Regions from separate parts of the Homo sapiens genome. Here regions 1, 2, 3, 5, 6 and 7 are each linked to region 4. Evidence: chromatin loops called from intact Hi-C (ENCODE). Cell type or tissue: mammary epithelial cell. All regions are shown on one strand. Region 1 overlaps JAG1 (jagged canonical Notch ligand 1). Region 2 overlaps SNAP25-AS1 (SNAP25 antisense RNA 1). Region 3 overlaps LOC105372529 (a long non-coding RNA gene). Region 4 has its middle 330 kb from the start of LINC00687. Region 5 has its middle 73 kb from the start of LINC02871. Region 6 has its middle 410 kb from the start of LINC02871. Region 7 overlaps LOC105372529 (a long non-coding RNA gene).

Region 1 (4,000 bases), 890 kb before region 4:
GCACTGCCAGGGCTCATTACAGATGCCGTGGACGCATCCCGGGTGTGGGATGCACTTATCACAGTACAGGCCTTGCCAGCCGTACTGGCACCTGGAGACACACAGCACACCTCCAGGTTAGCCTTTTGAACGTTAAGAGACACCTGTACAATTCAAATGGAAGACTGCAAAGTCCAGGCTTTTTCTGTTTTGTTTCTGGGGACAGGAAGGTAGACTCCCAAGGCTCATCAGGGGCTCCGTATAAACAAACATTTTCACAGTTGAGCTGAGGTCCCCTCCCAGCCGACTCCTGACAAAAGGAGGGCTGTTTGGGAAGAGGCCAGCATGGGGATGCCCTTCACAAAGCCACTCTCTTCTCAGGCTCACACGAGTGAGCCAAAGGTGAAGGCATGGAATAAATCAACCCGTGCACCTAGTTGCGACAGACTATAGAGGAAAGGACTCTCTCGGTGACAAGAGAGCTATGCCAAAGTCTCTGCAGACGCTGCACTTGCCACTCTGCTCTTTGTCTGCACAGAAAGTCATGACCCCAGTGCACAGAAATGCAACAAGCCACCAAGTGCAGCAGGAAACTGCCTCACGATGACGCTTTATTTAAAAAAACAAGGAGAGAAAGGGGCACCCTCCCTTGGCCAAAGCCAGAGTAGGCTCTCTAAACCCACTTCTATAGGGAAGGAGAAGGAAATGACAACACTTGGAACCAACTCCATAATTTGTGTCCCATTACTGTGTGCTAATTTATAGTGATTTCTTGCTTTGCCAAGAAAAGAAAAAAAAAAGAAAGCAGTCTGCTTAATTTATCTAGTATTGGCGGAGTTGAGGTTCTTTTATATAAGCACCTTGATTAATCATACTCTTTTGGGGCCAAATAGTGCCTCTGATCCCCAAGCAAAAACAAAAACAAATACAACAACTTTCATCTGGGGTGGGAGAGGGGGCAGCGTCTCAAACCACTCTCCCTTGAATTTTCAAGCCCTCTGAAACTTTAATTGCCTTCTCAAGAGCCAAGCTTTAACAAGGGTGGGGGAAGGCAGGGAGAAACATCAACTAGCCTCCCGGTGGAGCGTGGAGGGTGGAGGGTGGAGGGTGGGGTGCGGGTGGGATGGGCAACATGTTTCCAGAACGGGACCTGGGAAAAGCCACGATCAGCGCCAACCCCCTAAGCTGCTCAGCTGTAACTCTGGAAAACAACCCCCGCCCCCTCTAGCTCCCCAGAAGGAAAGGCTTTCGGTTTCCCAAGAGCGGGAGGCAGGCTAGCAAATCCTTGTCATGGGAAAATTATAGGGATCTAGCTAATAGCTAATCACCCACGGCTGAGAGTCAACTTAACCCCTGAGAATACTGACTAACCACTTCCTAACTTCTGAAACCAAGCTATGCACACCCACATGCAAAGAAATCACTAGAATGTGTGGTTTAAAGTTAGACACTGGATTCTGGTTTATGTAAAATGGAATGTCAACGTGACAAGTGACTAAAGGAGTAAGATAAGAACAAAATTACAATCTAAATAATTTCTCAAAAGCGGACACCCACGTTAGTGGGAGGTAAGGGTGTAGCCATTCTGTCAAGGCTGATATTCTTAGCCTGAAAGATAGTAAGAGGGAACTGATTACGAAATGGCAATATTCTCACCGTCTTCCCTTATTCTCTTCCAAATTCAGGATCACTAGCCCTCTTCAAGTTGCCTCATAAAGGCAAGGAGAGGCAGCTGAGGACCCAACCTCACCTAATTAAAGAGACCTCAATCCCCAAGCATAAAAAAGCAACCACAAGAGGCCATGGATGACTTCAAAAGAAAACAAATAAAAATACTGACCCTAAAAGAGGCACCAACCAAGTTATCCCAGTTTAATAATATATGATTAAGATTCTCATGAGAAATTGAAGTGACTTTCCTCAGATGATGATTCATAATTAAGTTTGATATTATTGGCAGGCTTGCAATAAGCAAGCATGTATACCCAGGGAAAGGGACTCAGTCTACTTGGGAACAACAAAAACCAGTAAATTTTCTCATGTGGGGGTGAAAAAAAAAATAACCTGTGTAATACATAATCCAAAAGACAACTTGCAGGTAACTTGCCATTCAACTATTTCTGCAGCAGGACACAACCTGAACTTCCTCAGCGTGAAGGTTCTGTTTTGACTTTCTTTCAAGGTAGGGAGGGAAAACTGGGCTGGGAGACTATGCAAATGATGTGTGGGAAAGTCGCACCTTAAGTAAATAAGGCCATCAGTGCGTGTCTGGGCAGGGAGAGGGAGGTGGGACTTCGAAAGAGAAAGGGCTAAATTCTGGAAACAAAGCCTGTTGTTCTGGCTGGGAGGGCCCTCCCCTGTATAGCTGTATGTGTGTTCTGATGACAGCAGCACAAATCACAGTCGGCCTCCGCTGATATCCATCTGAGCAGGCAGCAGGCTTGGAATCACTAATAGCACTGCCATTGGGACTTTCTCCAGAACACCCTTAATTAGGAAGAGTTAAGGTAGGTGGATTCCTGCTCCGCATTGGACAGCAATGCTGTTAAATACTACAGTCCATCGCCACCAATGGGAGACAGCAGGAGAAGCCCCTCAGCCTTCCAGGAAATAAACTATCTTTCTGAAGTGTAGGAAGAGACAATTCGGGACAACCAGTTCTTAATTTAGTTCCATGTTCCCCCTTGCATGGGAGGGGAACAGACGGAGCGGTGGAATCATAAAGGTAAAGGCCACAGATAGTTCTCTTTAAAGGAGTAGCCTCAAAATTTACTAAGCAGCAAAGTCATGTGGCCAGCTTGTCAAATGCAGACTCCTGGGCCAAACCAAGGACTAGGATTCTATGGATGTGGGACGGAGCCCACGAACCTGCATTTTAACAGCTCCCTTGTTAATTCTGGAAGTTACACTTTGAGTACTGAGGTCTGGGGGCAGTGATTGCTGATGGTTCCATCAGCAGCATCGCTTGGGAGCTTGTTAGAAATGCAGAAACCTGGGCTCAGCCCAGACCTATAGAATCAGGACCTGCGTTTTAATAAGAGCCCCAAATAACATTAGTTTGGGACATACTGGTTTAGACTATGTTTCATAAGATTCCCTTTACTCATGTCAGAGTAGCTTTGGGGGCAAAAGTGACAGGCTCAAAGGATCCATTTAGCGTTACTCCTTAAAATTTGGGAGGAGGGAGAGCAAAGCATTAAGACTGCCAAAAACACCACAGACACCAACAATATTTCCCAAAATAAGCCTTTTCCAAACGGGCGTAATATAAATTTCAAGAAGTTCCAAAACCCGCCATCGTGAAGTGGTCAGGGCAGGCCTCCCTTTGGCTTCCGCATTGTTCCTGGACCATAAAGGAACAGACTTCAAAGGACTGCAGCAAAAGTCTACATTCATCAGGCTCAACTGACAAGATTCCAGGGCAGCCATTAACCTCTCAGCACCAACCCAGCTCCCGCCTGCAAAGGGGCCAGGAGATTGGACTAATCCCATTCTAAAGAATGCTGGACTTTCGCCTATTGATGGGAAAAGTCGGGGAGGGGGCTGGGAGAAGAAAGCCTTGGTGGAAGAGGAGAGAGACGCAAAGAAACAAGCCCACATCCCTCCATCTAGCCCATCAGCACTATAAGGGAAGATTATAAAAATGTGTTATCAATTTACAGAACAGTTAATACATGAAGTCACTGGCTATGCCCAAAGAGTTTCTTTTTATTCCAAGAGAGAAGTGGTGTGTGCATTCCACCAGACAGCTGGTATAATTTAATAAGCTTCGGATGTGTCTATCTGAATTTTTTTTTTAAAAAAGCTTTCTTGTTCTCCAAGGAAAAAAGAGGCATAGTCACAATAAAGTCAGTTCCTCTCTTACATAAAGGAAAATTAAAAGAAATCTCACAAAAGACCAGTTGATTTACCTGCAGTCACCTGGGAGTTTGCAAGACCCATGCTTAGGACTGCAGCCTTGTCGGCAAATAGCTGTAAAAAACAGAGAAGGGCGTGTCAGCACACTGCCTGTTCCTTGCAT
Region 2 (4,000 bases), 1.4 Mb before region 4:
ATCACTCGAGGCCAGGAGTTTGAGACCAGCCTGGGCAATATAGTGAGACCCCATCTCTACAAAAACTTTTTAAAAATTAGCCAGGCATTGTGGTGTGAGCCTGTTGTCCCATCTACATGGGAGGAAGATCCCTTCAGCTGAGAAGTTCGAGGCTGCAGTGAGCTGTGATCTAACAAGTTCCTAGGTGATGTTGCGATGCTGCAGGTTTAGGGACCCCACTTTGAGAACCAGTGTTCTAGCCTATCAGAACTTCCTCTAATTAGACAACTAACTCCATGCTTTCTGGCATTTCATTTTTATAAAGCCCTATTCGGTCCTTGAATTCTAGCATTTTAGAGCTGAAAGGGACTTCAGAGGCTACCTTGTCTCAATTAAAGAAATGCAGGTCAAGGGTCCCACTCAAGGCCATACAATTAGCCAAGAGGCAAAGTCAGGATTAAGCATCCTGACTCACTCTATTTCTATGCTGTTTACTCTGCATCCTGCTGGCTCCAAAGCTCAATAAATTCCCTGGCATCCAGCAACTGCAGTATTTTTGGTGAGCTCTCCATCCCAGGCCAGCTTTGAGGTGCTAGAATCCCTGTCAGACACATATGTCATCCGCACAATCATGGAAACGCAGTGGCCTCCTACCTAACAGCTCTGTGAAAGAGGGCTTTGGAAAAAAACAGCAGCTGTGCTGGCCACTGTAGCAGAGAGAAAATGCAGCAGCTAGCAAGCAAACCCAGACAAGGTGAGTCAGCATAGAGGCCCTGGGGCTAAGGAATATACCAGGATACTGCCAACAACTGGCACCCAGATTCTCCTGAGCAAATCTGAGAAGGTCAATCAACTTCTCTGTGCCTGAAAAGATGCTTTTCTTTAGAGAAAACAATACTCTTATTCAAGGGAATGAACACACAAGAGGATATCAAAAATGTGCTTGGGGTGGGAGTTGTATCAGTCCTGCTGCATGACAAATCACCCAAAACTTAGTTGCTTTAAACGACAACCATATTCTTGCTCACAAGTCTCTGAGAAAAAGGAGAAATGCTTAAGATCCCTTGAAGCCTAGACTTGGAACTGGCATATCATCACTTCCTCCATACTCTACTGGCCAAAGCAAGACCCAAGGTGAGCCCACTTCTTAATGAAAGGAACTGTAACTTTACAGTATAAGGATGTAGAGAGGCGGAAGGTTTGTGGCCATTTTTGCAATCTACGACAGAGAGGTCTTCTTAGTTTAGGAAAGTCTGAGACAAAGATTCCAAAGCAAATGGTTTACTTGGAAAGGAAAGGAAATACCGGTAGGGGAGAGAAAAATGGAGACACAGAGAAGCAGCAGCCAGTAAAGGGTGCAAAGCCAAGTCGGCTGGCGCTCTGGGCAGCTGGAGTATAATTCCACTGGAGAACTCTGGAAGCTGGTGCAGGACACAGGCCTCATCATCATCCTACCTAAAGGAGGACGCCAGGATGTTTATACATCAATCCATGATATGGTTTGGATCTGGGTCCCTGCCCAAAACTCACATTGAATTGCAATCCCCGATGATGGAGATGGATCCTGGATCCTGGTGGGATGTGATGGGATCACAGTGGTGGATTCCTCATGAATGGCTTAGCATCCCCGTGGTGCTGCTCCCATGATAATGAGTGAGTTCTAATGAGATCTAGTTGTTTAAAAGTATATAGCACCTCCCTCACTCCAACTTTCTCTTGCTCCTACTCCTGCCGTGTGAGACATCTTATACCTCCTTCCTCTTCCACCGTGATTGGAAACTTCCTGAGGTGTCCTCAGAAGCAGAAGCCATTATGCTTGCTGTACAGCCCGCAGAACTGTGAATCCATTAAACCTCTTTTCTTTACAAATTACCCAGTCTCAGATATTTCTCAATGCACGAACACACTAATACAATCCGTATCAGTCATTTACTGAGGCTGCTCTCAGAGCACAGAAATTCCCTGTAATTTCAGCCCTCCACTCTGGGCAATGTGGCTTAAGAGGTCAGAGCAAGACCTTGACAAAAAAATAAAAAAAGAAAAGCAGATGCAGCTAGCTTAGCTGGACCGTTGTGCCCTGCAGCGGTTAGACAAAGAGGATAAAAGGGAAGGAGGATATGAGTAGGGCACCACCTACAACATATCCTTCACTGTGATGGTGATTAAAAAGAAAAAAAAAAACTCAAGTTTCAGATTTATGTTATTTTAGTCAAAACATCTTTTTTTCTTTTTTTAAGACTGTTTACTGTATTTTGGATGATGCCTCAGTTCTCTTGCTGGCAGAGGTTGGAACACTAGATGGCATTGTATTAAGTTGTCCTATAGCTCAGGAAAAAAAAAAATGCAAAGGGATGTTCCTAGTTGTCTTTGGAATTTAACAATTATCAGCATGAGTTGAGAGCAAACAACTGTCCCAGCCAAAGTGATGATGGGTCGCTTCAGCTCTACCAAGGCCACCACTCCATCTTGATCTCACACCTTGGCAGCAACATCACAAACCATGGGGGCCAAAGCACAAAGGGAGCAGGCTAAGATAGGAGGCATTTTCTAAAAACTAGGATTCGCAAAACCCATGGGAGGAGAAGCAGTAAGGAGAACGAAGCCTTCTGCCTCAAGAAAGGTCTTTGAGAGGCACAGAAAAATGGACTGCAAGAAAAAAGCAGCAAACTTATAGTAAAGATTTATTCTTACTTTAGTAATAGTAAAGATTTATTCTTTGCTGTAAGTTAGGTGTCTTGGTGTTGCCTGAAAAGAGATACTGCCTTTCTCCCTTGAATGTAAATGAGAGAGAACTCTTGATGTCTTTTACCAACTTAGAGAAAGCCCATACCCAGCCTTCACAAAATGCCATGAGAAAAAGAGGGGTCAGGTGTGGTGGCTCACGCCTGTAATCGCAGCACTTTGGGAGGCCAAAGCGGGCAGATCACCTGAGGAGATCAGGAGTTCAAGACCAGGCTGGCCAACATGGTGAAACCCCGTCTCTGCTAAAAGTATGAAAATAAAAAAAATGAAGAATTTACTCTTGGGGGCAGGAATGGAAATGAGAGTGGCAATAGGATGGGGTTGAAAGTGAGGGTCAAAGGCATTTAACATTTTCTTTAAAATATTTTAAACAAGTGAGATAAAATGTCAACAATGATCAATTCCTCATAATGGATATTAGGTGGATGTCATCTTATTATCTTTATCTTAAATTTCAAAAAAGAAGAGAAAAGAATATGATGTTCTCTTGTAATTAGCAAGGGCTGATAGGGTTCAAGAGGTGACACTGATATGGATCTTGAGTAACTGTTGACAAATACTTCCCTTTACTGAGCTTCCATTTTCTTGTTTATAAACTGAGGATAATGATAGTAGTGATGTCAGGGAATTGTCATAAACCTCGACTAAAATAATGTACTCGGAACAGTGCCTAAAGCAAGGTGGGAACAGTGCCCAAAGCAAGGGGGTCCCTCAAAAAATGCTTGCTTGCCCAGGACCCTCACCAGCCACCACCACCAATGTGAGTACAAGGATTAGTTAGGCTCATCTTTCTCACTGAGTCAAACCATACGATTGGCTGGTTGTCTGGATGTGATTAGAAACAGAAAAATCTTAAATAAAGCCTCATCCTGAATCCTCTCAATCCAGAGACAGAGTTGACCTAAGACCAAAAAAAAAAAAAAAAAATAGAAAATAGTTTTTGGAAATATGGGTGAAGAGACATCTCCTCTTATGGAAAAAGGGATTCTAGAATTTAACAATAAATATTCCCAACTTTCCCCAAGGCTTTAAAATCTACCTTGAAGGAGCAGCTGATGTATTTCTAGAACAGACTTAGGTGTCTTGGTGTGGCCTGTAAAGAGATACTGTCTTTCTCTTTTGAGTGTAAGAGAGAAAGGACAGTCTACTCAATAAAGAGTGCTGGGAAAACTGAATATCCACACACAGAATAATAAAACTAGATCCTATCTCTCACCATATACAAAGATCAACTCAAAACAAATTAAAGACCTAAATGTAAGACAAGAAATTATAAAAC
Region 3 (4,000 bases), 150 kb before region 4:
TCTCCTGCCTCAGTCTCCTGAGTATCTAGAGACAAGAGGCAGGATCCACCATGCCTAGCTATTTAAAAAAGAAAAATGTTTTTGTGGAAACAGAGTCTCACTATGTTGCCGAGGCTGGTCTTGAACTCCTGGCCTCAAGGAATTCTCCTACCTTGGCCACCCAAAGCACTGTGACCACAGGTGTGAGCCATCACACTCAGCCATATTTGTTTTTATTATAACAGAAATAGACTTGTCTTTATCCTAAGAGACTTGGGGTTTCAAAAGAATATGGTCTGAAAAGAGAAAATGGGTAGGAAAGAGGTAAGGGGTATTGATTCAAGTAGACTGATGAGGAGGATTGAATGCAGGAAAGATGATTACACAGGAACTCAAGTAGGTGGTGGTAGAGAATATGAAGAAAATCAGTACATTTAGCAGGTGTCAAGAGGTAAAATCAAACGGGTTTGGTGAAGGACTGGATGTGAGAGATGATGGAGAGGAGACAGAGGTTTCAAAGGTAACTCTAAGATTTCTGGATTGCAAAACCAGAGCAAAAGCCCTGACATTAATGGAGACAAGGTGCTGGAAGAGGTCCAGGTTGACGGAGAAGATTTTGATTTATTTAGTCATGTTGCATTTTAAGTTCCTTTAACATCCTTAGTTTTAACTAAGTCAATTCAATCTGTAGGACTAGAGCTTGAAAGAGAGATCAATTAAACTCCCTGGGTTTTCACATCTTCATCTTCTTGTAGCAATAATAAAATATCACTTAAAGACCATTGTAAAAATAGATAACAAGTACAAATGGAAAGCATGATGCAATGGAATTCATGCCAGTAGTTACTATAACACAAAAATAACATCAAGCTTTTCACTAGTGGCTGTTGGGCAGTTCGAGGGACTCAACATTGCCAGTATTTTAATGGGTGTAAAATTGTCCATATGATACAATTTTGGGCAAGAGAGTTTTTGACAGAAAACTTTTGGAAGCAATACATTGACCTCAAATGACTACAAGTAAAGGATTTTAGCCAGAGTTACAAAATGATGGGGTAAGATTTTCTTCATGCAGGACTCTTTCAGACCACATCTTCCGGTACTCAACTTTTACTGCTCATTACTGGGAGGAACTTCTAAGAATTCCAGCACCTAGGCCAGTTAAATCAGAATGCCAATACCTAGGCCAGTTAAATCAGAATCTCTAGGGATTAGGGACCAGCATTGATTTTTTTATTTCTTTGTTTGTTTGTTTGTTTGTTTTTGAGACGTAGTCTCGCTCTGTCAACCAGGCTGGAGTGCAGTGGCGCGATCTTGGCTCACTGCAACCTCTGCCTCTGGGGTTCAAGCGAGTCTCCTACTCAGCCTCCTGAGTAGGCACCTGTCACCACACCCGGCTAATTTTTGTATTTTATTAGAGAGGGTGTTTCACCATGTTGGCCAGGCTGATCTTGAACTCCTGACCTCAAGTGATCCACCCACCTCGGCCTCCCAAAATGCTGAGATTACAAGCATGAGCCACTGTACCCAGCCAGCATTGATAGTTTTTAAGCCTCCAGATAGTTCTGGTGTGCACTCATGATTGAAAACCACCAAGCTAGAGTGAGAGTCTTTGTGTGAGGTGAACTTGGGTAATAAGCCACCCAGAGAAACATTTAGAATTTTCTCCCACGGTCCAGGAGGATTGAAGTAGAACTAGTGGCTTTGGATTTTTCCTCTATTTCCCCATATTGCCTACTCATCAGGCATAGCTCCTTTGTTCATACTGCCTGAGGCTGTCCCTGATGTCTTCCATCAGACACTGTCTGATTCTCCTCACTACCTAGATGTCTCACTTGAAGACTGTGAGTCAAAAAGTTGAGGTTGGAGACCTCACCTGAAAATCTGTGTTTTGAGCAAGTTCTATCTGTATTCTTAAGACAAAGAAGGTGGGTTTGAGAAGCAGTGTCCTAACCATTGTTACTCAAATGGTAAGTGCTTGGACTGGTATCACCTAGAAGATTGTAAGAAACACAGCATCTCACACATTCCAGACCCATGAAACAAAATGCACTTTAACCACATGTCCTGGTGATACATATGTTCGTTAAAGTTTGAGAAGCACTGCCCTAAAACTAAGTTTCCCAAGAGAGATGCCAGACCACCTACATCATAACAACTTGAGATGCTAATAATCTACTCTGAACCTTATGAATCAGAATATCTTGGGTGAGGCCTGGAAATCTTCACATTTAACAAAATCAGCTATTGGCTCTTACGCACAATTATTGTTTAAAAGTACTCGGTCTTGTATTGGTTTAGTGAACACATGCTCAGGCAGCTCTGGGGATCTGGTCCAACATCACAGGGTAAAACAATGTGAGTTGGGTTATTGGTCTCACGTACTCAAACATGGGCTACAGTTGCCACCCCACCCACCACACATTGGTCTTCATGTATCAGTCCTTCAAGCCTTACTCATGGGTCAACATGTTAATTGTGTGTAACTCATAGAGTGTGATCACAAAGGGAGATTTATTTTTCTCTCTCACTGTCCCTTTAAACCAGTTTGGTGGGAAGCCAAAGTGGCTACCTCCTCTGCTTTCAGACAAAAATCTAGGCAGTCATCATGGTTTTATAGTTACCTTTAAATTAATAGAAAGTCATATATGAGCCAGATGTAGTGGGTGCATGGCTGTCATCCTAGCCATGTGGGAGAATCACTTGAGCCCAGGATTCATGACCAACCTGGGCAGCATAGTGAGACCCCGTCTCTTAAAAACAATGATAACAGGAAAGTCATATATCATTTCAAGCCATTTAGTCACAATTAAACACTTAAAATATCTACCTCTAGATAATAATCAACTCTGAACCAGATTTAACATTAGCATGCGTTTTCTCCCTAGCTGGGGCTGGCTACAGGCTGGCTCCCTGCTTTTGGAGAGAAGCTATGATTACGTTTCTCTTTTTCCCTTTTCTCTCCACCACTCAATAGCTATATTAATAACATCTCCTTGAATAAGTGAAGGAGGCAGGAGGGAAGGAAAGGAGAGCAGAAAATCCTTATCAGACACTACCATGAAATAGTTTCACATTCTCTGGTTTTGGTGGAGGTTGAAATCACACTTTTATGGACGCTTTCAAAGGTTTATTTTGGTTCTCATGCTGGGCTGTGCTAACCCACCTCCTGTGATGTGGATGATGTGTTCTGTTCCTCTAACTCTGACTCTGCCCTCAGCCACTAGTTTTCTGGTTACTCATTCAACACACACAACTGGATTACCAACAGCCTACTCAATGGTCATTTTGGACAAGAATCAAGGTGGCTTTAGGTTCCTACTTTTCCATTTGACCTACATACGGATCATAGGACACCAATGCATCTTTTGTCCCACTGTTGTTGGAACTGTGGTTACTTCCTAAATTTGATCCTCAACTCTCACTTCTTCTTGTCCTGCCCTCTAGAGCTGAAAGTTGTAGGCTTTTTACCTTAGGATACTCAGGTGGAGATCAGACCCGAGTCACTGTGATCTTCTTGCCATGAGGACAACACTTTCCAAGTTCTTCAAGTGGTCCCAGTAAAGCCACTCTCAGTAAACTTGAGGGGCAGAGAAAATGTTTCCTCACCTTTCTAGAATAGGACCTGGATCTCATAGCACAACTCATCATAAAGAAATCTTCTCTCTAGTATTCAATCACTGACCCTTTATCCTTTTGTGACAAATTCAAAAGTTATCAAAATGGTTCCCAATCATTTCCTTTTGCTCATGGTTCAGCATCTGATTGGAATCTGATGTCTATCATGTCTTGGTGCTTCAGTTGAAAGCTCCAATTTAACATCTTGATAACTCTGAAGCACGCACATGCTCCTTTACGTCAAATCAAGTTTAAAGCAATGAGTTTTAAGATTGGTGGTAAATTCAGCCAATCAATCAACAAATATATATATGGAAATATTGTGCCATTTTATATCAGGAACTTGAGTGTTCATGGATTTTTGCGTCCAAGAAGTGTTCTAGAACCAGTCTCCTACACATAC
Region 4 (4,000 bases):
TCACGCCATTCTGCTGCCTCAGCTTCCCGGATAGCTGGGACTACAGGTGCCCGCCACCACGCCCGGCTAACTTTTGTATTTTTAGTAGAGACGAGGTTTCACCTTGTTAGCCAGGAAGGTCTTGATTTCCTGACCTCGTGATCCGCCTGCCTCGGCCTCCCAAAGTGCTGGGATAAAGGCAAATGTTTTAACCAAAAGGAGTAACTCTGTAAGGGTTCCATGTGAGACACTGTGGTATCTTGTAGGTGGAAAAAACTTTATGATATGAGAAGAATAAGCTGCGAATTCTTCTTCTTTTCACATTACCAAAGATACATGTTTTCTCTCTTATTTTAATAAGTCTTATTTTAATAATAAAATTGTAATTGCAAGCCACCTCTAAAGTCTATACATGTCTTATTAGTCATTTTATTTATTTATTTTTTTAATGCTCAAGGGGTTGTTTTGATACAGACACGTGGGATACCAGAATGCCTTTATTTTGCAGAAGAACAAACTGAGGCTGGAAACAGAACTATGCAAAATGATGACTTAAAACATGAATACTTACATGTTTATACGTGTCTTTTTAATAGAAAATAAATAGCCATTAAAATCTAGGGGAAAATTACAGAGAAATTCAGAAATAAATGAACCAGAACATCACCCCCAGGTATTTCTGCTATGGAGTTATCGATGAATTTTCTCCCAGTCATATTGTCTATGAATTTGTTTTAATTTGTGGTGTTTTGCATTCATACTATTTGCACAATTTTGTATCTTTATGTTTTTAATGTTAAGAACATAAACACATCAATTACTTGTTTTCACAACAAAGTATTTCCATGAATGAACATGCCTTTGTATGCTAGACAGTTTCCTGGATTTTTAACCTTTAGATGTTTTCTGGTGTCACATTAATATAATACTGTGTCCAAAATCTTTTTACCTTTTTTGCTTTAAAAAAAAACTAGTTAAATTAGTCAACCAATGTTCTGAAGAATATTGTTAGATTCAAACTTTTAAAGTATGTTTGGAAGTTAGTTTTAGATGAGTTGCTTCGAAAATATCTACGTTTTTACCTTGCTTTAGTTTTTTTCCTTATGTAAGCATATCTAGTTTACATTTTCACAAACAGATATTAGAGGTGTGTTGTTTTATTAACTGTTTAAAAGTCTGTCCAGTATATTCAATGAAGACATCAATCAGAATAAAATTACAAGCTAAAAATAATTCTGAAACCTTTCTTTATAAAATGGTTATCATGTGTGTCATCTATGTTGTTGTGTTTGTAAATACCTATGCTAAGTGGATGGGCATAGCTCACCCAATAACTGAAAAGATTTTTTGTGGGGACACAAGGACCCTTCTTTTAGGTACAGAAACTGCAACAAGCTATATAGTGGAGCTAAACTTAGGCGTACAGCAGCCTTTCCAAGAATTTGTGGCACAAAGCAGACAGGAATATTCTACACACACACACACACACACACACACACACACACACACACACACACACACATTCCGCTTCCTGTCTCTGACTTTCTAACTTGACCTTACTTACTTGCAAACTTGGAAATACAGGCATTCTCTCTCTCTCTCTCTCATAGAGTCATGATTCTCAAACATTAAAATAGCTTAAAAATTAACATACCTTAATGTCATCTTAAAGAGTGAGGAAATATTTAGCGATCCTGTGAACAATTTTTATTTTCTGTAAACTTCCCCAATCCTCACATTTACCTTCCTAGGTAACTATGTGCTTGACTTATATATTTTTTCTGCATTCTTTGTAGCCCTTTCTTTCCCCCCATGGACAACTGTGTGTCCCAGCATTACAATACATGTGTGGACAAAGAAGCTTTCTGTCCAGAGAGAAATTAAACATTCCAGTGGCTTTTCTCACCAAGTCCTGACACAGAGTGACCCTTGGCATCTCATTTGTGGGCGAGCGTTGAAGATGGTGGAGAGATAACCTGAAGCAAATCTCAGCCTGTTGTTCAGGCTGCCTTGGGCAGTCCAGAGAAGAACAACATTTAGAACATTTATGACCTGTAAAATTTATCCTCTAGAGTTGAGCCCACAATTTTTGGCCAATAATTATATGTGAGAGTAAAATATAAGGGACATATCTTGGAAGCAGTATTGCTGAGTACTTCAGAAATGAATGACTATTTTAATCAACCTACCTACATTTGGGCGATTATCCAAACTATTTGGCTTTTTACTCCTCTCCCCTTCCAAACTTACCCTCCTAAAAAATGTTTGAGAGTTAATAAAATGATGTATTTAGAGCTCTTAAGCCCTAGTTCACCTTGTTTTTTTTTTTCTTAGTTACCTTCGTGATTACTTCTAATTCTGCCCTGAGGTGCAAACTTGATTCCATTCAAAGGAAAAGGAAACCAAAACAAACAACAAATAAAAAGTAACTGAGGAGTGTCTCCAAAAACTACTACTGAAAACCTAGTTTACCTACAGTTCAAATATGATCCACTCTCGCCATCTGCTGGCTGTATTTTTGATTTTTTAAAAGGGAAGTACTGGCACAGACACATGGGCTAACGTTATTGTGTTTTGATGTGTTGTGAATATGTGTGGGGAAGCTGGGCACTAAACCGTCCAACATTCAAATTCAGTATGTTTTTGAGCACCTATATTTAGCTGAGTCTCCCTAGTTTATAATTTGGTGGAGGGTTTTATACGTAGAGAATCATCACAGTCAAGACGAAGTAGAGACTGGGACCAACGGCTGCATCCGTCAGGGAGAACTTCTGTCAAAGAATAACGCACAGACACTGGGTCTCAGAAAGTGGCTGTCTCTGAGGACTCAGCGTGTTTCTTCTCTTTGATGAAACTAATGATGACTCAACTCCATGGATCTAATTGTCTCCCTCTAGAATTACCTTTTCTGAGTGTTCAGGGCTCCTTGATGGTTTTGGGTTTGTTTGTTTGTTTGTTTGTTTGTTTTTTGAGATGAAGTTTTGTTCTTGTTGCCCAGGCTGGAGTGCAATGACGCGATCTCGGCTCACTGCAACCTCTGCCTCCCGGTTTCAAGTGATTCTCCTGCCTCAGCCTCCCGACTAGCTGGGATTACAGGCGCAAGCCACCATGCCTGGCTAACTTTTGTATTTTTAGTTAAGACTGGGTTTCACCACGTTGGCCAGGCTGGTCTCGAACTCCTAACCTCAGGAGATCTGCCCACTTTGGTCTCCTAAAGTGCTGGGATTACAGGCGTGAGCAACCGAGCCCAGCCTACCCAGTGGTTTTTTCTTTAGACGGAGTCTTGCTCTTGTCACCCAGGCCAGAGTGCCGTGGCACAATCTTGGCCCACTGCAACCTCCACCTCCCCAGTTCAAGCGATTCTCCTGCCTCAACCTCCCAAGGAGCTGGGATTACAGGCTCTCGCCACCACCCCTGGCTAATTTTTTTGTATTTTTTTAGTAGAGACGGGGTTTTACCATGTTCGCCAATATTCTCCTCCTCCAAAAGGCGTGCCTCAGCTGACCCATCGAGGTTTCCCCGAATATAACATTAACCAACCTATTTGGAGTGTTTTACCCAAACACATGTATTTAAGCCACACAATAACCCTATGAGGTAGCCATTATTAATCGTGTTTTATAGATGAGGAAATTGAAATCCAAAGATATTGATGACAGAACTGCTAAGTGATAGAGTCAGCACAATGCCTGGATGGAAATTCACTTCCAGAACCACATCTTCACCACAAACATTGCTGTCAGGGCTCTCCAGGTAACCCTGTTTCTGTCCGTGCAGTGTGCAGCTAACAGAATTCCCTTATCTCAGCTGGGAAACAGGAGTGATGGAATCATTTCCCACTCCCAAGTCATCGCCACAAAACTTCTCCTTCAAAATTTGTCTCCGGAATCACTTGTTCAAAAAGCCCTTTGAATTTCTCTTTCTCTCTGAGTACTCAGAATATGCCTGTCCTATAAAATTTCATTTGGCGGCTTGTTTTCTTCGTGCCCCTCTAATATTCACCAAGATTATATTTATTTGA
Region 5 (4,000 bases), 440 kb before region 4:
GAAAGAAACCCTAGAAGAAAACCTAGGAAAAACTCTTCTGCTCATTTACCTTTTAAAAGGATTGCTCTGGCTGCCATGTTGAGAATACACTAGAGGGAGGCAAGGGGAAAAGAAGTTAGGCCAGTTCCAAAGCTACTGCAATAATTCTGGTAGAGCCGATGGTGGATTCGACGTGTGGGAAGTATCAGTCAGGCCCCCAACAACAAACAGGTGGTATGCTTGAATTTTGACAATTCAAAATAGGAATTTTGTCTGTTTTACGAAGAAGTTAACTACAGAGTGTGGGTGGGGAATAGAGGAATCATAAGGGATAGTGTGGGGATAACACAAGCTGCTTATCTCTTACTATGCTTGGGCCAAAAGGGATAAGGGAGGAAAATAGTTCCAGAACCTGACAGCAGGAGAAAGTGTGTAGAGAAGATCCCCTTGAGAGGCGCAGGGACACAGCCATCCTGGGCTGATCTCACAGAGTGAGCCAGTATGGTAGACACCATGACATCACCTTCTTCCTTCCACCTCATCTTCTGTCAAGGTCAAGGCTTTCCACTGGCTAAACCCAACTAGGAGTCAGAGGGAAGGGAACCACTGATATTCTTACAAGGTCTGTGTGCTGGAACGGAAAGCAGGATGCAGCATAGTGAAAAGCACATCTGGTCTACTCCTCTTTTTCTCAGGTTTTTCTCTTCCCTTTCATCTGGGTGAAAAGGTTGTGCCTTCTACCCAGGGACTACATGAAACCCCATCAGATATCACATCACTGTAGATGTTATCTATCCAGTAATCCTCCTATCTACCATTTAAATGGATAACCATCACTCACATTTTCATATAAGGTGGTGGTGAACTCAAGGATAAAGAAAATAAATAAGACATAACTACTACAGTCTTTGCTTCTGTACTTGGTGATGAGCCAAAATTGGTAATCACTATTGCCTCCTGTAAGTCAGTACATATTTCCTTTACCATTACCAACCTTACCATATGCCAATGCCATATACATAATCCATGTTCTTTACCAGGTAGCGTGACTAAAGACATTGTTTGTAGAAGATATGAGTTCTTGGTGGTCTTGTCTTTTTTGGGTTGCCAGTTTTCCATTGGCCAAAAACTTTTGGCTAAAAGAGTACTAACAGGTACTCCACTGAATGCATATGCCCTTCAAACAGTCTTCTTACCCACACTGTATTAGACTCAATGGTACAAGGGACCACGTGGCCAGGGTGAAGTCTCAGTTTCCAAATCATTGAGTTATTGATCATTTTTTCCTGGTGGAATCATTCCTGCCTTGGATCTCAAGACCTCTAAGCACAGTGAACCTTAGGCTATAAGGATGAGAAAAAAAAATTTTTAAGTGAGTTATTGATATAATAGTGAGAGGGATCAGTCTACTACTTAGTTCCTGGATGTGTACATTCAGGCTAAGTTTTTTAAAAAAGCAAAATATGTTGGTCACATATTTAAAACAGGTATGGCATCTATAATATAACACCCAGTACTCTAATGTGTTGACTTACCGCTGGTTTTGTTATTGATCTTTCTCCTGGTCATCCCATACTTCTGTGACACCAACTATTTCTGACTGATGGGTCATGTGGTGATTCCATGAGTATGAACACACCGCCTCATTACCTTTGCTGTAAAATGAATCTCCTGGTTGGGGGCAATGTTGTACAGGATACTATGGCAATGAATAAGGAATTCTGTAATTCCACAAATGCTTGTGCTTGCAGAAGCACTGTGGGCAGGAAAGCAAAATCAGTATCCTGAATATATGTCTATGTGAGTATAGTATATTTAGAGGCTGTTATCTCTTTCCCTGATGTAGTCAACTGCCACCAGATGGCTGACCGGGGTTGGCAGGAAATTCTACAGTCTTGGATTATCAGCATTTGCCTCTGTTGTTGGCTGCATACAGCAATAGTAGTAGCCAGGTCAGCCTTGATGAGAGAAAAACTATGCTATTGATTCACAGCCTCCATATCCACTTTGTATATGGACCTACCAGCAATCTAAATGCAGCATTCCAAATAGAAAATAGTTATCAGCAAAGAAGAGCATATCCTACCAAATCCTAGACATCTGTAGATGATTTTCTACTTGGGGCATGCCAGGCAAGCTATTCAGCAATCCTGCCTACCACAGACAAATCAATCATTATTGATTCTTCTGCGTCATAGACCCACATGGTATAGCAGCTTATACCAAAGCCTCTACTACTATAGAATATCTTTTGTACTCTGAGTCCCATTCAAAATTTGCAGTCTTATGGGTTATCAAATAAATGGTACAGAGAAACACACCCAAATGTGTTATGTATTGTTTCCAAAACCCAAAGAGATCTCCCAAATTTGAGTCTCTTTGAGATGAGTGGTGTAAGTTGCAGAAATTAAACTCACTTTATTTTTTATTTTTTAATAGGAGAAAAAGCATGGAAATTTATTTAATATGTATGCACAGGAGTCTTCAGATTGAAGACTCAAACTTCCAGTGGGACTCTCACTTTAGAAGGAGTAGCCTGGCATAACCCACACTGCTGGGTCCCCATAAGCCCCAGTGTGGCTGGCTGTTGAACTTCTGCACAGTCTCTCTCTCACAATTTGGAATGCATATACCTTACTAAGTTATCTAAGGAACATAATATTTCATGCTTACCAAGTCCATTGTGATCCATGAATTAGACTAACATTATGTTCTATGGAATTTCAAGTTGATTATGTTCCCTATTACGATAGACATCGTTGACTTGTCTCTGAGAAAAAGACTTTCTTTCTTAATTGTAAAGGGAAGAAAATATTTATCAGGTCAATAGCTGCACACCAGGTGATAGAGTTTGTGTTGACTTTATGTAGTGGAGATTGACTATTCTTTAACTGTATTTATGGTTACCATGACCTTAGAATTAAGTTTTTGGTAATCTACTGTCATTCTGCATGAGTCAACTTTTGTTATTGTAGTTTTCACATGCCAAAAGGGGGTAAATTAAAAAGTATGTACCAGAAATGATTACTCTTGTATTTCTCAAGACTCTAATGGGGGCATACTTATTATTATTTTTTGAGACAGAGTTTCCCTCTGTCACCCAGGCTAGAGTGCAGTGGCATGATCTTGGCTCACTGCAACCTCCGTTTCCCAGGTTCAAGCAATTCTCATGTCTCAGCCTCCCAAGTAGCTGGGATTACAGGTGTGTGCCACCATGCCCAGCTATCTTTTTTTTTTTTTTTTTTTTTTTTTTTTTTGGATTTTTAGTAGAGACAACCACTATGTTGGCCAGGCTGGTTTCGAATTCCTGGCCATAAGTGATCTGCCTGCCTTGTCCTCCCAAAGTGCTGGGATTAGAGGTGTGAGCCACCATACCCAGCCTAATGGGGGCATACTTCTATAATTTGCTCAGAAATATGGTAAATATTTTGGCCTGTTATTTTGCCTTTATTGGAAAGAAAATCCAGTGGAATTTAGAATTTCAAGAGTCTTAGCCTTATCTATATCTACCCAAATATCCCTATATCCTATCTCAGGGTTTCACTTCTTTCCCAATATTGCTCTTACCTTAGCACAGGATGCCTGGTTGGGCTGAATGTTTGAAAAGCACTGCAACTCTACAAACTTTAAATCCTAAACCATATCTGTTTTCTGACTACAGGAGATAAGCGACTCAATTCCGCTGTAAAGATCTTCTGATTCTCCATGTTTCCTTAATTTTATGCACATAATTTAAAATTTTTATTTTCCTTGTGTTTATTTTCTAGGATTATAGTGACAAGAAAGGTGACTTCACAGTCCTTACAATCGCTAACGTTGCCATGATGATACAGTAGCACAGCCACTTGATGTCCCAGTGCCTTGCTTATACTTGCCCTATATCCTGTGCTGAGCGGAGTAGTCATGTTGCCGCTGTGTGCTTAAGATATCTCTTGTCCCATTTCTCTGTTTGATATATTTGCAACCCAATCATAGCATTTCACTTTGAGAGTCAGATTCTTGAGATTACTTTCAGTAGCAA
Region 6 (4,000 bases), 110 kb before region 4:
TACAGCCATTCCAAATGGGAGAAATTGGCCAAAACAGAGGGCCACAGGCCCCATGCAAGTCCAAAATCCAGCAGTCAAATCTTGGAGCTCCAAATGATCTCCTTTGATTCCATGTCTCACATCTAGGTCACGCTAATGCAAGAGATGGGTTCCCATGGTCTTGTGCAGTTCTGCCCCTGTGGCATTGCAGGGTACAGCCTCCCTCCCAGCTGCTTTCACAGGCTGGCATTGAGTGTTGATGGCTGTTCCAGGTGCACGGTGCAAGCTGCCGATGGATCTACCATTCTGGGGTCTGGGTTTGGAGGACGGTAGCCCTCTTCTCACAGCTCCACTAGGTGGTGCCCATTAGGGACTCTGTGTGGTGGCTCTGATCCCACATTTCCCTTCCTCATTGCCTTACCAGAAGTTCCCCATGAGGGCTCTGCCCCTGCAGCAAACTTCTGCCTGGGCATCCAGGCGTTTCCATGCATCATCCAAAATCTAGGCAGAGGTAACCAAACCTCAGTTCTTGACTTTTGTGCACCCGAAGGCTCAACACCATGTGGAACCTACCAAGACTTGGGGCTTGCACCCTCTGAAGCAATAGCCCAAGCTGTACTTTGGCCCCTTTTATTCATGACTAGAGTGGCTAGGATTCAGGGCACCAAGTCTCTAGTCTGCACACAGTGGAGGGACCATGGGCCTGACCCAATATTTAAGACGTTTATTCCTCCTAAACCTCCTGGCCTGTGAAGGGAGGGGTTGTCACAAAGGTCTCTGACACACGCTGGAGACATTTTCCCTATTGTCTTGGTGATTAACATTCAGCTCCTCATTACTTTTGCAAATTTCTGCAGCTGGCTTGAATTTCTCCTCAGAAAATGGAATTTTCTCTTCTATCTCATTGTCAGGCTGCAAATTTTCCAAACTTTTATGCTCTGTTTTCCTTTAAAACTGAATGACTTTAACAGCACCCAAGTCACCTCTTGAAAGCTTTGCTGCTTTGAAATTTCTTCCACCAGGTACTGTAAATCATCTCTCTCAAGTTCGAAGTTCCACAAATCTCTAGGGCAGAGGCAAAATGCAACCAGTATCTGCTAAAACATAACAAGTTCCTCATTTCCCAACAAGTTCCTCATTTCCATCTGAGGCCACCTCAGCCTGGACTTTATTGTCCATATTACTATTAGCATTTTGGGCAAAGCCATTCAAGAAGTTTCTAGGCAGTTCCAAACTTCTCACATTTTTCTGTCTTCTTGTGAGCCCCCCAAACTGTTCTAATCCCTGCCTGTTACCAAGTTCCAGAGTCGTTTCCACATTTTCAGGTATCTACAGTAGTGCCCCACTCTACTGGTAACAATTTACTATATTAGTCCATTTTCATGCTGCTGATAAAGGCATACCCAAGGCTGAGCAGTTTACAAAAGAAAGAGGTTTAATTGGACTCACAGTTCCATGTGGCTGAGGAGGCCTCACAATCATGGCAGAAGGTAAGGAGGAACAAGTCATGTCTTACACGGATGGCAGCAGGCAAAAAAAGAGCTTGTGTGGGGAAACTCCCATTTTCAAAACCATGAGATCTCATGAGACCCATTTACCACTGTAAGAACAGCACAGAAAAATACCCACCCCTATGATTCAATCATCTCCCACTCAGCCACTCCCACAACACATGGGAATCATGGGAGCTACACGATGAGATTTGGGTGGGGACACAAAGGCAAAGATTTCACATATGCAAGATTTCATCCTTGAGAACACTATATGCATACAGAAAACTGCACTCAGTCGAAATGAACTATGTAACTGTCCACAAAATGCACACAAGCAGACACCTCAAATATCTACTGGCTACTTCAGCTCACTAGGAGCCACAACTATACATATCCAGTGTTACAACTTTCTGATTTCAAGTAAGCCTCTCTCCACCCTTCACAGTCACTCACAAGAGCAACCTTTCTAACATCCCCATCCACAGGCAAGCTTCAGGTCTTTTTTAAAGCAGGACACCATAATTATTGTAATATTTAAGTGACATAAGTCTGTATTTCTAGACCTTTGGGACCCATTTGACATCTCACCCTGCAAAGGCTTCCAAAATAGCCTAATTCTGAGAGTGCTTTTCTGAGCTTCAGCGGAAGCATGGGAGAACACTGCCCACCTTCCCGCATTTTTGTCTCCTGCATCTTTCAGTTATTCACTCTTTAGGAATGTGCCAAGGTGAAATCCATGTTGAATTCAATATAAGCCTTCAGTCTCACCCATTTTTGAAACAGAAGCAGTCTCTGAAGAATGGTCTAGCACAATTTTCAAATTGTTTAGATGTGATTCTTTGTAAAATGAAGGAAGAAGGAAACATGAACTCTAAAATTTTCCAATTTGGGGTCACAACTGGTCCCACTCTAGTCACTTGGGATTTAGTATTCATATTCAAAATGCTGAGACTTAAAGTTTTTTTTTTTTTTTGAACATTTCATTAGCACTGGAGTCACACCCCAGTGTACTCCATAAGGTAACAAAAGAAAATAAAAGCAAAAATCTTTATCCCGTGTTATTGTTTAGTGAGTCAGTCACACACAACAAAGGCAGTAAATCTCCACAGCTAAAAGGAGCTTAATGGTTGAAACATCCTCAGGGGATATGAGAAGCAGCAAAATAATAATTGCAAAGAATAACACATGATGCCTGCGATTACTAATGTTTAGTTTCTGAAGATCGCTATAGTATAATATTTGAAAGTGAATTACTGTATTAATCCTCACTAGAAGCTCCAAAGAGGAGTATTTTCAGTTTTAATACAGACTTACACCATGACTAAAGGTTCTTTTAATCTTTGTTCCCTATCTCTGTCTTTCCGTAAAATGGTCCATCTAAATTTTCTTACCTTCCTAAAGTGGAATGAGGATTATCTATTAAATAGTTTCAAAGCCCCTGGGAAATGTGAATTGTGGCGCTATGACTGCATGACAGTAGATGGAGCCGCGAAGACATGAGGAATTGGCTGATTCACTGGGGAGAGAGGACAAGTGTCAGTGAGTATAGGAAACCTTCATTCGTTGATCCCAAGGGATCACAGAGTGCCCCACGGTCCATTCATGGGCACTGCACAAAGAAACAGAAAGAAACCTGCATGTCCTCTTCATGCTCACAATGGAAACAAACCTCACCTCTTCCCTCACTCTCTTCATGTTCCCCAAGTTATAAAGTTATAAGTAAAATAATATCAAACACTATTTTTTATTCCATTTTTATACAGGCATTTATACCTTATTTAGCTTTTTATATTGAAAAAAAAGTAGCAAAAAGTTGCAAAAAAATTACAATAAACTTTACAATACCTGTCACCCATATTCCTCAGTCATTGACATTCTGCTGTTTCCTCTCTCTCTCTAAATAGATCTACATCTCTATCTGTATGCATGTACCTACATATAAATATATTTATGCATTTGTACTTGAAATTATTAATACTGACGAAACTTTTGAGATTGTTTCAGACATCATAACTCTTAATTTCTAATTACTTCACTGTGTATCTTCCAAGAATATGAAAATTTTCTTACATAACCACAAAACAAAAGTAAATTGGAGAAATTTAATATTGATGGAATACAATAGTGCCCCCTTATTCTCAAGAGATGCATTCCAAGACCACCAGTGGGTGCCTGAAAACACAGTACTAAACCCTATATAGACTGTCTCCAACTTACTATGGTTCAACTTAAGATTATTTTTGCCTTTAGGATGGTATGAAACCATTCTGTTTTTCACTTTCAGTACAGTATTGCATAAAGTAATGGGATATTCTAGACTTTTTTATAAAAGGGGCTTCAGGTTAGATGATTTTGCTCAACTGCAGGCTAACGTAAGCGTTCTGGGCATGTTCAAGGTGGGCTAGGCTAAGCTATGATGTTTGTCAGGTTAGGTGTATTAAATGGATTTTCGATTTACAATATATTCAACTTACAATGAGTTTATAAGGATGTAATCCCATTATAAGTGGAGAAACATCTATACATAC
Region 7 (4,000 bases), 190 kb before region 4:
TGTTTTAATTTTCAAACACATTACCAAATTGCCGTTTAAAAATATAGTAATCTATTTTTACCTTCAATGTTTGAATATATTTTTTATCACAATCTTACCAACATGGTATAAAAATATACTTAAAATATGTTCTTCATTTTTAAGGTAGGAAATTATGTCACATTGCTATATTATTTTGGATTTTAAAATTTTGTATAATATTCAACATTGGTTCATTTATTGTAAATCTTTGCATTCTTTTGCTTGTTTAAATCCTTGCTCACTTTTTCTTATTGATGTATAAAATCTTTTTACAAACTGAGGACAATTGTAATATGAATTATGAATATTTCCCTTGCTTGTTATCACCTCTCTTCTGACTTTGTTCTTTAGATATAATGTTTTTTAATTAGTGATACAGTTTGGACATTCCCTCCAACTCTCATGTTGATTGGTAATCCCCAGTGTTGGAGGTGGGGCCTAGTAGGAGGTGACTGGATCATGGAAGTGTATTTCGCATGAATGGTTTAGTACTATTCCTTTGGTGCTGTCCTTGTGACAGTGAGTGAATTCTTGTAAGATCTGATTGTTTAAAAGGGTGTGGCATCTTCTCCTTGCTCTCTCTTGCTCCTGTTCTCACCAAGTAATGTGCCTGCTCCTATCTTGCCTTCTGCCATGAGTAAAAGCTCCCTGAGGCCTCCCCAGATGCAGAGCAGATGCCAGCACCATGCTTCCTGTAGAGCTTGCAGAACTATGAGCCAATTAACCCTCTTTTCTTTACAAATTACCCAGTCTCAGATATTTCTTTATAGTGATGCAAGAATAGCCTAAAACAATTAGAAAGTTTTATACATTTCTCATTACAAATTATGTTACACATTACCAAGGTTCTTTTCTAGAACTTTCTGTTTAATTACATTAAAGAGTAATTTAATGTGCAATTTATATTGAGATAAAGAATAAGATCCAAATTTAAATTATTTTGAGAAGACAAATCAGGTTTTTCTTAAACAATACAACATAACTGATTTCAAATGTTGCCTTTGATATATGTTCAACTCCTGTGTGCATTTTGCATAATTTCTGAACTCTATTATGTTCTACTGATCAGAACATGTTATTGCCAGGATGTCATTTTAAAAAAAATGAATGAGTTACTAGGGGATATTTTTTTAATGCTGATTTGGATCCAAAGCCAAATGGAAAATTTTAGGAGTTTCCTCCAGTGGACTTTTTTCGAAGTGATCTTTTAAAATTTAACTTCAATAGAAATGTGTTGATTTATCTTATAGATCTTTCACTTACTGCTTTGAAGTTTTCTCTTTGTGTAGGACATTGTCTCTGTTTAGTGGGGTTGTCAGATGGTTTACATCATCTTCATTTGTTCCCTTAAGAAACATTTTTTTTTGAGCTACTACTATATCTAGGGCATTGTTCTAAATGCTAGGGATACAGCACTGAGCAATTCAGAATAGGTCTTTGCAGTGATATTGTAGTGGGTGGAGACAGGCCCTGATTTTTTAAAATAACAGAATTCAGATGTATCAAGGGCTATGATATAAATAATCAGAGCCACAACATAGAGAGTAATTGAGGTGGGGCCAGGTGAGATAAAGTGTCAGTGAACTCTCTGAGGAGGTGATGTCTCGGTTTGATGTCTGACAGCTATAAAGGGAGTTGTCATGTTTCTGTTCTTCGGTGCAGTGTCCAGGACTGTGCTTGTCATATACTGTTTCTTGACAGATATTTACTGAATGAACCAATCAATCAGTGATGGCTGGAGGTTCTGGCCTTGGCTGTGGGAAGCACTTCATGTTGCCTTTAAGCTTCTATTATGACAAGCTGTTTAGACAAGTTAAGTGGTAGGTTTTTACTTTGGGGAGGAAAGAGATTTTTCCTCAGTCTTTATTCATTACTTATTGCAAAAGGGATTTCGCAATGACTGATTTCAACATTTCTCCCTGGGCTTCCAAACCACCCTGGTCCTTAGCAAGCCCAAGCAAGTTTCCAAACACAGGGTTTTTCCTTCAAGCCCGACCTCCCAATCTGCCATGAGAGAGCTTTGCACATGCACACCTGTGTGGGGCACAGCACGGAAGTGAGAAGGAAGTTGAAAACAAGCCCGGAGGACCTAGGTGATATGTTTTCAGAATGTTGCCTCTCCCAAAATATTTCCTGTGGATCAAAATGTCTTGCTTAGACATGGTATCTGTGGCTCCATTTGCAGTGGATGATACACCAGCCCCATCTTGTGCTTCTCTAAAAATCTTTCCACTGTATAATTTTCAAAACAAAGAAATTCAGACTAGCTTAAGACACTTGCTTTTCATTGATGACTTGAGTAACAAAATATAAAATGAAAAATCAGAATGGATGAAAAGGTGAATGTTTGTATCTTCCATCGATTGCTTCATCTACTGTCTTTTTGTTGAGGGGATTTGTTTTTAAGATTGAAAGCCATTGGCTTATTTATTTATTTTTTTTTTGCTATGGTTTCTCTTCATGATTATTGATCTCTATTAGCATGATAATTATAAATACTTGATAAATTTCTTTCTTTGATCTGGCCTACTTGTCACTCAACAGTCTTTTAAACTCTAGATTCTTTCTTTCATTCTTGACATTTGCCATTGTCCTCCACCCTGAATGCCTCCCTGCTGTTCTCAAAAGCTGCCTAGAATCATTGAGAGAGTATATTGCGGTATCAAGTACCATGGCTTCAGGCTCCGCTGCAGCTGCCTGCTTTCTGAAAGCTCCCTTTATTCTTTGCAACTGCACTTATCGAATTCCGCCTAACAAATGTCAGCTTTTTTCCCCTTACCTTTCATGCAAAACACACACACACACACACACACACACACACACACACACAGTGTAATAAATCCTTACCTCTGCACAGTGTACATTTATACACCTTGTAATTGCCTTTCTCTGTTGGTTTTAGTCCTTTGCCCTTTTATTCTTTCCTTTTGTACTCTGGCTTCCTCAGCTCTAGTATTCCCAGCCTTGAAATCCAAATTGCAAATGCAGAAAATATGCCCACCCATTTAGGACAAACTGAATGACTCCAATTGTAGAGGGTAGCACTGCGTCTGGTGGTACAGCTCACTAAAAGCACTCATTGCCTGGTTCATAAGAAAGTAGCAGGTCTTGTATTCAAGACTAAGAATCTGTGAACTTCAGAGCACACTGTGGAGCTTCATGGAGGTGTGCAATAAATTAATATATTGTAGTATATCTATATATAAACTATATATACAGTATAGCATATTTGTGGTAATATGTAGTATTTTTCCACCGGCCACCATATGCACCCACATGAAAAAAGCTGGAAAGTTTGTCGACTGAGTGTATGATTCTCTGCTGCTCCTCTGATATTCTTTTTGCTGGTTTTAAGTAACAGCAGTTATTAGGACCAGCCATGTTTTCCTGCATAGAATAAACACTTGATGAGAGTGGCCTTGAGGAGGTCAATTAAAGCAGATGTAAAGATTATCCTGCCTCTATTGAGTTGAAAATAGGAGCTAAAAGAGCTCTTCACTTAACTGCAGGCCATTAGGCAAGAATTAAGGCTTTCCTTATAAGGAAACTGGAGTTATTCTGAAGTCATATTTGTTGTTTTATAGAACAATTCAAATGACCATTAAATTCTTTCAGAGCTATGAGCACCAAGGCCCCCTGAGGAATGTGAATGGACCTTTTTTTCCCCAAACCTCAAGGATTCTAGGAGCTGAATAGGACTTTAGAGACAGGACTGGATAGGGAATTCCTAAGGGCTTTTTTTAAGCCAATATTCCATGACTCTCTGACCTAACCCTTTGCTACTCAAAGAGTATAGTAGTCCATACACCAGGAACATCAGCATCACAGGCACCACATGAGAATAGGTTAGAAATGCAACATCTTAGGCCTCACTTCCACCTGCTACATCAAAATTTGCATTGTAACACGATCTCCAAGTAATTCATGTGCACATGAGAATTTGAGACACCCTGATCTACTCTAATCTCTTTTTTCCCCA

The links. Peaks named below come from ENCODE experiments on the same cell type or tissue, not always from the same donor. Only the 100,000 strongest peaks of a DNase experiment are listed, where the experiment ranks them.
Region 1: a loop joins it to region 4, with 7 times the contacts of the local background. A loop is called at or near these places in 6 of 110 quality-filtered maps.
Region 2: it touches region 4 in a loop (20-fold over the local background); 7 of 110 quality-filtered maps call a loop at or near these places.
Region 3: a loop joins it to region 4, with 7 times the contacts of the local background. A loop is called at or near these places in 2 of 110 quality-filtered maps.
Region 5: it touches region 4 in a loop (7-fold over the local background); 2 of 110 quality-filtered maps call a loop at or near these places.
Region 6: a loop joins it to region 4, with 4 times the contacts of the local background. A loop is called at or near these places in 3 of 110 quality-filtered maps.
Region 7: it touches region 4 in a loop (11-fold over the local background); 3 of 110 quality-filtered maps call a loop at or near these places.

Annotation. Positions count from the first base shown.
Region 1 is chr20:10,652,508-10,656,507 of GRCh38, forward strand. JAG1 (jagged canonical Notch ligand 1) reads right to left here. Exons shown (of 26, transcript NM_000214.3): 5 at 3,891-3,951; 6 at 1-91. Among named protein-coding and RNA genes, the nearest start is that of MIR6870, 4.8 kb to the left of the region's middle. In mammary epithelial cell, no CTCF peak of the experiment used is centred here; a DNase peak (open chromatin) is centred at 2,274; H3K27ac peaks cover 1,737 bases.
Region 2 is chr20:10,092,712-10,096,711 of GRCh38, forward strand. The region is part of intron 3 of SNAP25-AS1 (SNAP25 antisense RNA 1); the gene reads right to left. Among named protein-coding and RNA genes, the nearest start is that of ANKEF1, 60 kb to the left of the region's middle. In mammary epithelial cell, a CTCF peak has its summit at 2,270 (motif pointing right); a DNase peak (open chromatin) is centred at 740.
Region 3 is chr20:11,392,600-11,396,599 of GRCh38, forward strand. The region is part of intron 1 of LOC105372529 (a long non-coding RNA gene); the gene reads right to left. Among named protein-coding and RNA genes, the nearest start is that of LINC02871, 370 kb to the left of the region's middle. In mammary epithelial cell, no CTCF peak of the experiment used is centred here; DNase peaks (open chromatin) are centred at 1,722 and 2,142; H3K27ac peaks cover 3,198 bases.
Region 4 is chr20:11,541,762-11,545,761 of GRCh38, forward strand. No RefSeq gene overlaps it. Among named protein-coding and RNA genes, the nearest start is that of LINC00687, 330 kb to the right of the region's middle. In mammary epithelial cell, a CTCF peak has its summit at 2,490 (motif pointing left); DNase peaks (open chromatin) are centred at 1,900 and 2,460; H3K27ac peaks cover 1,884 bases.
Region 5 is chr20:11,097,252-11,101,251 of GRCh38, forward strand. No RefSeq gene overlaps it. Among named protein-coding and RNA genes, the nearest start is that of LINC02871, 73 kb to the left of the region's middle. In mammary epithelial cell, a CTCF peak has its summit at 1,844 (motif pointing right); no DNase peak of the experiment used is centred here.
Region 6 is chr20:11,435,624-11,439,623 of GRCh38, forward strand. No RefSeq gene overlaps it. Among named protein-coding and RNA genes, the nearest start is that of LINC02871, 410 kb to the left of the region's middle. In mammary epithelial cell, no CTCF peak of the experiment used is centred here; no DNase peak of the experiment used is centred here.
Region 7 is chr20:11,348,594-11,352,593 of GRCh38, forward strand. All of the region lies in intron 2 of LOC105372529 (a long non-coding RNA gene), which reads right to left. Among named protein-coding and RNA genes, the nearest start is that of LINC02871, 320 kb to the left of the region's middle. In mammary epithelial cell, a CTCF peak has its summit at 2,215; a DNase peak (open chromatin) is centred at 2,008; H3K27ac peaks cover 1,470 bases.